Linked DNA regions of Homo sapiens: all the other regions are linked to region 1. Evidence: chromatin contacts called from ENCODE Hi-C or POLR2A ChIA-PET data. All regions are on one chromosome and are shown on one strand. The core of a region is the stretch at or near the end of the contact, and the rest is flanking DNA. Distances in the headings are between cores, read along the strand shown. Region 1 holds the start of OSR1 (odd-skipped related transcription factor 1). Region 2 overlaps LOC105373456 (a long non-coding RNA gene). Region 3 overlaps LOC105373456 (a long non-coding RNA gene).

Region 1 (3,201 bases), core at 628-3,127:
TCCATCCCACCTGAATGACCAGCCACTATTCCTAAGTGATCTGGACAGCCAGAGGCCCTATCGTGTGGGCATTTTTTTTACTTCTTAACTTTTGCTGCTGGTAATGGAGGTTACCCAAGCTTTGCTTATTTGGAGAGCCTGAGGCTGGAACAAGCACACTCCCTGTGCCCAAGGTGGAAGCCAGCAAAGTTCAGCATTGCCCTGTGTAGACTTTCCCTCCAGGCCTTTCCTTGCCCTTGAAGCTTTCTGTTCTGGAATCTCTAGGAAGGAGGTGTGATCTCAGCTCTCTTCTCTTCCAAGGGTTCTTACTCTAGCAAGAATGTCACTACATCCTAGCAACTGCTAAGATTCCAGGAGCATGGACAAACTTATGTGAATCTCTTACTTCTGCACTAACCTGAGGCACTGGGTAAAAGCTGTTCGTTGGAGCAAAGATTGCACCCCCTCTTACTCCTCCTCAAACAAGACGAAGTTACCCAGGGGTTAGAGGCTAGATTCTGTTCTAAAGGCCTGGGGATATAAGGAAATCCTCTTTCAACTATGCCTTTGAGGGAGGGGAGTCTTCATTACCATCTCCCTAGGTCAGGTATTACAACCTTCTTCACCTCCCAAGAAAATCAGATTAGCTTTGCAAACCAAAGCTGGAGATAGCAGAAGCTCCTCGGGAGAGAAGCAGTACAGTACTTAGGGACCCACGGAATCTAGGATCCAGCTCCAAGAGTCACTCAGCAGCAACTCTGGGGCAAAGGCAGAGAGTGCAGTTGTGTGATCTGGACCCACACAAGTCCCAGGAAACCAGTGACTCCTCCTTGCCAAACCCAAGGCCTGGAAGGGTATTCCAGAAAGGCATTAGGGAGGGATTGGGCTGGGGTCAGCCGGAGGTCAGCTTTCAGAGATGGGTAGTCAAGGGGGTGATGGTACCCTCCATAATGCCTAGGCAATGAAGATAGAATTTTTAATGTCCAGAACTCTGATTCCTTTCCGATTAAAAACTCCACCTGAACCAGCTCCTTGACTCAGAGGCCCTGGAACTGACAACTTTGCAGCTCGTCTAGCTTGCCAGTGCGGCTCTCTAAACTCTGATCCATCCTAAAACAAATATGTAAGTAGAGAGTGCCACTGTGCATTGGGGTGAAATCTCAGAGAGTTCTGGGCCCCAGGAAAATAACTTTCCTGACCTCCTTTCCCTACTCTTTGTTCTTTCTACTGGACTCCAGAACTTAGGGTCTGGGGTCAACCATAAGCACTCAGATGTTACAGCTCGCTTGCTTCGGTGACCCTGGCCCTCCCGCACCAGGAATTAACCAGCGCTGCCTGGGTTAACACCCTGGCCCCGAGCACGCTTGGATAGCCAGGAGCTGCTCCACACTCGGGGTCTGCCGCCTCTGGAAAGAGATTCTGGGAGGAGATGCGACTCTGTCAGGCGCCAAAGTGCGTTGAAACCCAAGCCGCGGTGTGGGGATCCCGGTGCACAGAGCTACTGCCCCTCCCTCCCTCCTCCCAAAGAGCACGGGCTGTGTCCTAGGAGCCCAAGTATAGGACCTCGAAACGTGCGGTGCCAGCCCGCTCTCATCTGCTAGGGACCGTTTCCTCCAGTGCGCCAGGCGTGCCGCTCTGGACCTAAAAAGGCAGCAGGGGTCGCGCGGGACTGAAGAGGAGGGGACGCAGGTTGGGAGAGGCCGGGTCCAAGCGAGAGCAGCTGCCAAAGTCTGCTGCCCGGGTCAGCAAAAACTTTGTCTTTCATTGCGCAGGCGCAGGGCAGGGTTGGGGGGCAGGGGAGGGAGGGGAGGAATCCTGAGGCAAGGGGCGGGGGTGGGGGTGGTGGAGGAGGGAGGGTGGTGGATTAAAATAAGTAGGCGGCTCGGTGCTAAGGGATGAGTGAGTCGGAGCTCGGCCTCTCCCCGGCACGTTCTCAGCTGCTCCTGGTTCAGACCCAGCGAGGGAGCCGCGAGCGAGGCTCACCGTCCCCGGCGTGCAGGATCCGGGGCTGCTGAGCGCTCGCTCCCGCGTGTCCGGCGCTTGGAGTCCCCGCGGCAGGAGAGGAGTCGGGACACTAGAGCTCCAGGGGCGCCTGTGGGCTCCAGGGCCTCCGGCTTCCCCAGTCCCCTTCAGCTAAAGCCCCAGAGACGTGCTCAGCCCCAGGACCTCTGCGGAACAAGGTAATTGCAGTCCTGGGCGCCTGGGCTCAGCAAAGCGAATGCGGGCAGGACTCCCAGGTTCCTTGTCACTGCTCGGCGGGTGCCTCCTCTCTCTCAATGCCCCTGAAGGAAGCTCTTGCCAAACGAATGCTGTAGGACTTTTGTGAAAGTGAGAGCAGGGTGGTTGGGGGTGCTGCCTCAGGACTTCCTGCGCGGGGTCCTCGGCCTCTGACCGCTGGGGATTAAGGGGGGCGGGCCTCCGCTACTGCGGCCAGCCCGCCCGGCTCTGCGGAATCACGGGCGAGGTGCCCACGGACTTTGAAAGTCAATCTGTGGGCCCCCTTTAAGAAACCAGAGCAACTTCAGCGGGCACAAACTTTCCTGAGACGCGCTCCTAGCTCTGGCTGACGCCCAGGTTGACGAAGAAGGAAGGGAGAGGGAGTGAATGGCCACAGCCGCAGCCGACCGCGCCAGGGACAGGTGCATGCCCCAGCTCGGTAGCGCTTTCGTTCAAGTTTGTCTTTTGAGGAGTTGCGCTCTAGTATGAGGCCGCCTAGACCCGAGAGCGCAGGGCTGCGAGTCTGAACCCCGCCTTGCACTCGCGCTCTAACTTAGGGATATTCTCCATAGGATGATTGCTCTGTGTCGTCAAGGCCTGGAGCGGAACCCTTGATTGTCCTGGTGCAGGGAGGCAATGCAGTGGGCGCAAGCACTGCTTTCCAATTCGAGACCCACACACAGCACTAGTGGAAACTCTGTGGAGCCCTAGGGTCTCCGGGCTGGGGACAGGAAAAGTTCTGTTACTCCCCTGACTGTCCGCTAATCCAGCCGTCAGGAGAGAAAGAAGGGGGAAAGGGGTGAAGGGCTGCCTGCTGAACTAATTTCTCCTCGGAAATGTCTCGGAGAAGAATGAAAAACCACGTTTAGTCCTTTTTCAGCAGCTCAGGCAGTAGCGGGTTGGGTTCTCAATGTGTAAAGTAGCCGCAAGGGTTTCTTTGTTGCCACAATTTGGTAAATTTCACCCAGGCTAAGAGCTGCGCATTGGCTCTGCGGAACAAAACCA
Region 2 (2,898 bases), core at 142-2,641, 310 kb after region 1:
TCTAAAGCCATTTGAATTAGCAAGGTTTTAGGATTATGGATGGTGAAATTTCCCAAAGCAGTTTCAAGATTGAAGGTGGGGAGCCAGACTTCCTGCCAGGCTACAAAGGGGTGCTAAGCATGAGAAAATGGACTCCATAGAGTCTGGCAGATGATCGACATATGGATGAGGAGAGCTGGCTGGTGTCATGAGCCTCAATGAAGGAGAGTTATGTTCAGGAGGGTGGGAAAGCAAGGGTCTAGAAGCTGTCATGTAGGTGCATAAAATGTTTTTCAGTACCTCCTACAACAACCATGGGGCCGTGGGGGTCACATCAACACAAGCAACACCATCATCACAAGTCTGCAGGGTTCCAGAGACTATAGTGTAGGAGAAAGAACACTTTCTGGAATTTGAAGATATAGGAGAAATACAGTGGAGTGGTCTTTCCTAGGAATCCCATGGGAAGCACTGGGAGCTGGCCCGTGAAGGGAGAGGTGGCAGGATTAGGACGAAGGCCACAGGATGTACTGATAAAAACTCAGGAGACACTGCAATCCTGGGAGGTCTCAGGAAAGACCAGGAATTGAGAAACAGATCCACTTGAGTTTGAAGAGAACAAAGGAGCTAAGAGAAATGTAGTTAAATTTTTTGCAAATTATACTCTTCAGCTGGGCATGGTGGCTCATGCCTGTAATCCTAGCAACTCGGGAGGCTGAGGTGGAAGGATCACTTAAGCCCAGAAATTCGAGACTGCAGTGAGCCATGATCGTACCACTGTACTCCTGGCCTGGGGGACAGAGCAAGACCCTGTCTCAAAAAAATAATAAATTAATAAATAATTAAAAAGTCTTCTTAGTACTTGATGAACCTGAGAAATGGGAACTCCATTTCTGGTTAAGTGGTTGATTTCTAAACGTTCTCATTTAGATAACCTCATTCTTGTGTGAATTGGTCTTGTTTTCTGAACCTGGCTTTCCGATTAAAGCAAAATTGGGGTTCACTCCAGTGACATGAACACAAGACTTATATAATTTAGAGAATGTACACCATTTTGTAACAGCGCTGTCTTCCTTTTCAAGTCACGCTAAGGATGACGGCAAGGATGCTGTAGCACTTGGAAGGCCTCAGAGGAGGGGGAAGGAGCTGACTCTAAGAGTAAAAGGTTGAATGATTGTCAGGCGGGGGGCCAAGGAAAAGGGGAACACATCTGCCAACTCTCCACTCCCAGTCCAAGTGCTCCAACTTCCCATCCACCGCCAAGACACATTTTATTTTTCTGACATGAAATATGTATATAATTCTAGCCTGATTTTTTAAAGCACAAGCGGGTTGATTCTGTTTATGCCTCCCTTTACTCCCACCCAGTGCAAACATTGGCTTCCAGCCTGGGGATGACGTCAGGACCTAGCAAACAGAATCCAAGAGCCAGGAAGTAGATGGCTAAGTAAATATGCCCCCCAGTGCTGACATTTTTAACCAGGTAGGTGTAGAGGTGGAGGATCTGGATGGGAAGGCTCAAGCAAGGAAAACAGGTGGGAAAACAGCAACTAGCACTTAATGACTGATTTTTTGCTTGTAGTCTAAAGCCATTTGTCTGGTTTCCATATCTGAACTTCAAGCAGCATCTTCTGGACTTAGTTCTTGGTGGCTGGAGCAGGGAAAGTGTGGCCTCATTGAAATGGGATCAGGTTTCAGGATGTTTCATGTGTGTACCTGAAACACACAGCTTACCATCTTCATGAGCAAAGAGATTTATGTAAGAAAGGAGAGGTAATGTAAATTAAAGGAATTGAGCAATGGAAAATACGTGAGTCCATGAATTAACAGATGAACATTATTGAGCACTTCTGGTGCGCCAAGGCACATCCATACTGATAAAGGAAGCCACCTTGGCAATGTACCTTGTAGCTGTTATCTCATTTCATTTAATCCTCATGTGGCTGCAGGTCAGCAATGGGAAGAACACTTAAAGATATCACTCCCACTGCAGAAGGCAGGAATCCATGGCTTCAAAGATCTTGTGTCATTACTTGTTAACGTTCCTGAAACAATTATTAAATATTATGCAATGTTTCAATACTTCAGTGAGCAGAGTGGTTCTATTTTCTAAGGTTGTGTTCATTCCCAGCACCTAGATCATAATACATGTATTTTTATTACATGCATTTTTGAATGAAAAAATCGTTGATAATGAATGAAGGATTTATTTTCTCTGTTCTTGATTCTGAGAAACAGAAAAGAAGAATGTATGAATTCAGCTCAATTTATACTACTTAATTTTTGGTCTCAAAGAGCTGTAGGAAGGATGTTTATCCCAAACCAAAGCAAGACCTTCCTTTTTTTTTTTTTTTTTTTGACAGAGTCTCACTCTTTGTCACCCAGGCTGGAGTGCAATGGTGCGATCTCGGCTCACTGCAACCTCTGCCTCCCAGGCTCAAGCGGTTCTCCTACATCAGCCTCCCAAGTAGCTGGGATTACAGGCGCCCCCCACCACACCTGGCTAATTTTTGTATTTTTGGTAGAGATGGGGTTTCATTATCTTGGCCAGGCTGATCTCAAACTCCTGACTTCAGGTAATCTGCCCGCCTCGGCCTCCCAAAGTACTAGGATTACAGGCATGAGCTACCATGCCTGGCTGACCTTCCTTCTTTTAAGTGGCTGCTTTACTTTGTTGCTCCTTTATGTTGAGGTGCCAGAGTGCAAGTGTTGTTGAGTGCAAAGTGTTGTTGCTGTGGTCATTAGCTTCAGCATAGGAAATGGCATGTGCTCTTCCAGTAGCCCATGTTAGACCTCATCTAGAGAGAGATTTGACGTTTATGAAACTGAAAAAAAACAGTTAAATCTGTAAGAGATCCTTCACATGTTTGCTCTGGGTCTCTCTTCCCCTTTCTCCCTCTTTCTCTTTCCCTCTCTTAA
Region 3 (2,933 bases), core at 118-2,617, 460 kb after region 1:
TGTGTGTGTGTGTGTGTGTGTGTGTGTGTGTGTGTGTGTGTTCAACTATTGAACTGTGGCCTTTAAGGCACAGAAACAAGCTGACTGTGGGGGTTTCCACTGAGTTCATGGGAGGTGAGCAGGAGGGGAGAGATAGCATCAGTAAATTTTCATATTTAGGATCCTGCTCTCTCCTGTGAAACTTGGGCTCTACCTCTGAGGAAGCAAAAGCTTTTCCACAGCAATGCTGCACAGTTAATGCTGATTAATTACAGCAGAATATTTTAGAAATATTAGTTGCTATGTATTATATTTATTAAAAAAACACATTCATACTAACAAGCAAGTCGCTGCTAAATGTGTAAGTTCACTTTTCTCCACCACAGGCCTTTAATTTGTTCTGAACACAAAGAGAGCAATGTCTTGGCAGATTTAGGAATTGAGAGTCCACTTTTCTTGCTGGTTGTTGGAATTAACTTGAGCAAGACCTTTCCCATCTAGAGAATTCAGGGAGTTAGAACCATAAGATATGCAGCCTTTTCTACTTCTCGATTTGTGAGAGTCTAGAACACCCAGGTCCCTGCTGTGTTTCTGCTCTTAGACCTTGAAGCCTTCCAGAGTAAAATTCCTAAATTGGCACAGACGAACCTTTTTGGCATCAAATGGCTCTTATGAAACAGCACACTGATGAATTAAATGAAATGATTCAGAAAAACACCGATTAAATTTCCCTTTAAATACTCAGGGGTTTAGAAATTAAGCAAAACTGCTTGGCACTATGCAGTCTGAATTTTAACAAACCCAAAATGTTTGAAAAATTATTCAAGATGTTTTGACAGAGAATGCCACTATGTTCATCTTTTTTTCCCTGACATCTGTTTTCATCCATAAAAGAGAAAACAGAATTGGGGTGACTAGCTGGTATCCCAGAAAGGACTTTCTCCTATCAAATGGAATAATCCACAGATCTCCTTCTAATACTCACTGGCTTTCTTGTTCTGTTGAAAAGTGATAGAGCTGGTTTGCTTGATTTCACAATTGAAGCAAAATAAAACTGAGTAACTATGAATAGCACAAAGTGATGACCCTAAACACTGAGGTCATTATTTTTAAAGGAAAAAAAAATAATTCCAATTACATGAATTGAATGTCTAATGTTGCCTGGCCTGAGCAGTAAATGCAATAAATGTGAAATACTCCCTCCTGCCTTCAGCCTACTGCCCCCAACATCACCACCAGCAGTCTGGGCCCCTGACCCTCACTCTCCTTCCCAAGGAGGGTTGTGCCATTTGGCAGGAAATAGAAAGACTCCTGAGAGAGCATGTGGTTGAGTAAAAAGAGTTCAGAATGAAGACTCAGAGGTCTCTGGGCTTCAGCTCCAAACCACCACTGCCTGGCTGGATTACCAGGAACAAGTCAGGTTTCATCCAGAAGGTGGCTGCCCTCAGTGACCCCTCCTAAAAAGTGCACAGGATTGGCAATCTCCAAGATAAGTCACCTCCAGTTCTGGAGCATTCTAAGATACTGTCAGGTTATGTTAATTGTACTTTCACAGATGGAGAGTATAGTTTTAAAACTTATACTGATAGACAAATGAGTCACTGATTTTCTAGTTTAATATAACTTTCCAAACAAATATTATCCCCTCACCCAAGTGAGAAACATATCCATGAGTGTATACACACATATCTATCATCAATCAATCTATCTATGTCTTTCTTCTCCATGGAACTATTGCTGATATCACTCATCTCATTTATCCAACTATTGAATTTTCTCATCTTACAATTTACAAAGTGTATTAGTTATCTTATCTTCTTCTCACAACTCTTAAATGGATCAATTAACTCTGTCTTCAAATAATGCTCAAGGAAACTGGTACTTCTCAAGGTGAATTCCCTAAGGTGATATAACTGATAAGTGGCAGGGCTGGGGCTGAGCCTAGGTCTCCTGATATTGGTCTTAAAACATTTTCCTTATAACTTGGGCTGGACTCATTCAATCATGGTCACAGTCTCTGAGGCTGCAAAGGGATATAAAAGGCCATATCTTTGGAGCCCTGGAGCCCTGGAGCAGCAGCAAGCCAGTAGGCTCTTTCCTGTGGTTTTTGTGACCCAGAGCCATTTGGATAATTACCAGGCTGAGATCGGTGAGGCGCAGCCATTCTTTGGCAACTCGGTAAAACAATGCAAGAGAAACAGTTTCCATTGTCTACTCCCAATTCCCCAAGCATGTCAGCAATGAAACTGGGCTGGTTCAGGGTTTCTCATGGCAATCACAGTAGATTTCAAGACTTAAAAGCCAAGTTCATGCTAGAGAAATGAGAAGCCACAACTTTTCACCCTTGCCATTTTATATGCTCTGTAAACTCCCTGTAACTGTGAAATCGGGAAGCTGTAAGGCACCCAAGAGACATCACTGAGCTAGCACTGGTGTTTCACAGCACATGGAGACTGATAACAAAGCCATGGAGATGAATATGCTGTAATAATGATTACAAACAGTCACCTTATAGATCAGATATTTATCTATTTATCATCAGTTATAGTCCAGAAAACCCTTGTATATTTGTTATATCACGTGGTCCTTCAAATAATCCTGTGAGGGAGAAAGGATAAGAATTTTCTTCCGACTTTACAGATGAGGAAGATGAGAATTGCAGAGTCTTGGGAAATGGTACCAACCCAGTCGCTTGGACTGGCAAGCATCCTTTCACCTCATCTCCCTCACTTGTCACAGCTGATCCATCACTGACTCCTTGCCCTCCCTCCACCAAAGTATGTATAAAATCCATCCACCTGTCTGTGTATTCCCTGCTACAGAACTAGTCAAAAGCCCATCTGCCCCTCTCTGACCCTATTGCAGCAATGTCCTAATTGGTCTCTCTGTGTTTTTCCCTGCTTTCTGAAATTCAGATGGAATCTAGGGTCCCTGGGTGGTGCTACACTGATCTC

The links. Hi-C counts contacts between places; a loop is a spot of excess contacts on that map. ChIA-PET counts read pairs that join two places held with the same protein, here RNA polymerase II (POLR2A). Pooled maps may share reads with other maps.
Region 2: a loop to region 1 is called in a map of heart left ventricle, with 2.5 times the contacts of the local background. The contact joins the enhancer-like site here to the promoter of OSR1 in region 1. A Hi-C loop is called at or near these places in 2 of 168 maps with a recorded cell type or tissue (heart left ventricle and left cardiac atrium) and 5 of 50 pooled maps. POLR2A ChIA-PET finds 5 or more read pairs at or near these places in 1 of 52 experiments (AG04450).
Region 3: a loop to region 1 is called in a map of GM23248, with 2.6 times the contacts of the local background. The contact joins the enhancer-like site here to the promoter of OSR1 in region 1. A Hi-C loop is called at or near these places in 7 of 168 maps with a recorded cell type or tissue (GM23248, IMR-90, OCI-LY7 and 4 more), 1 of 37 single-sample maps with no recorded cell type and 11 of 50 pooled maps.

The regions. Positions count from the first base shown.
Region 1 is chr2:19,357,299-19,360,499 of GRCh38, reverse strand. OSR1 (odd-skipped related transcription factor 1) reads left to right here and starts at 1,877. Exons shown (of 3, transcript NM_145260.3): 1 at 1,877-2,159. RefSeq lists enhancers at 2,005-2,533, 3,199-3,201.
Region 2 is chr2:19,047,549-19,050,446 of GRCh38, reverse strand. The region is part of intron 5 of LOC105373456 (a long non-coding RNA gene); the gene reads right to left. Among named protein-coding and RNA genes, the nearest start is that of LINC01376, 22 kb to the right of the region's middle. Within about 2 kb of position 1,391, at least 8 of the 41 ENCODE cell types and tissues checked have a DNase peak (open chromatin) inside an H3K27ac peak, as active enhancers do.
Region 3 is chr2:18,899,134-18,902,066 of GRCh38, reverse strand. The region is part of intron 4 of LOC105373456 (a long non-coding RNA gene); the gene reads right to left. Among named protein-coding and RNA genes, the nearest start is that of LINC01376, 130 kb to the left of the region's middle. Within about 2 kb of position 1,367, at least 5 of the 41 ENCODE cell types and tissues checked have a DNase peak (open chromatin) inside an H3K27ac peak, as active enhancers do; they include ascending aorta, where a contact is called at or near this core.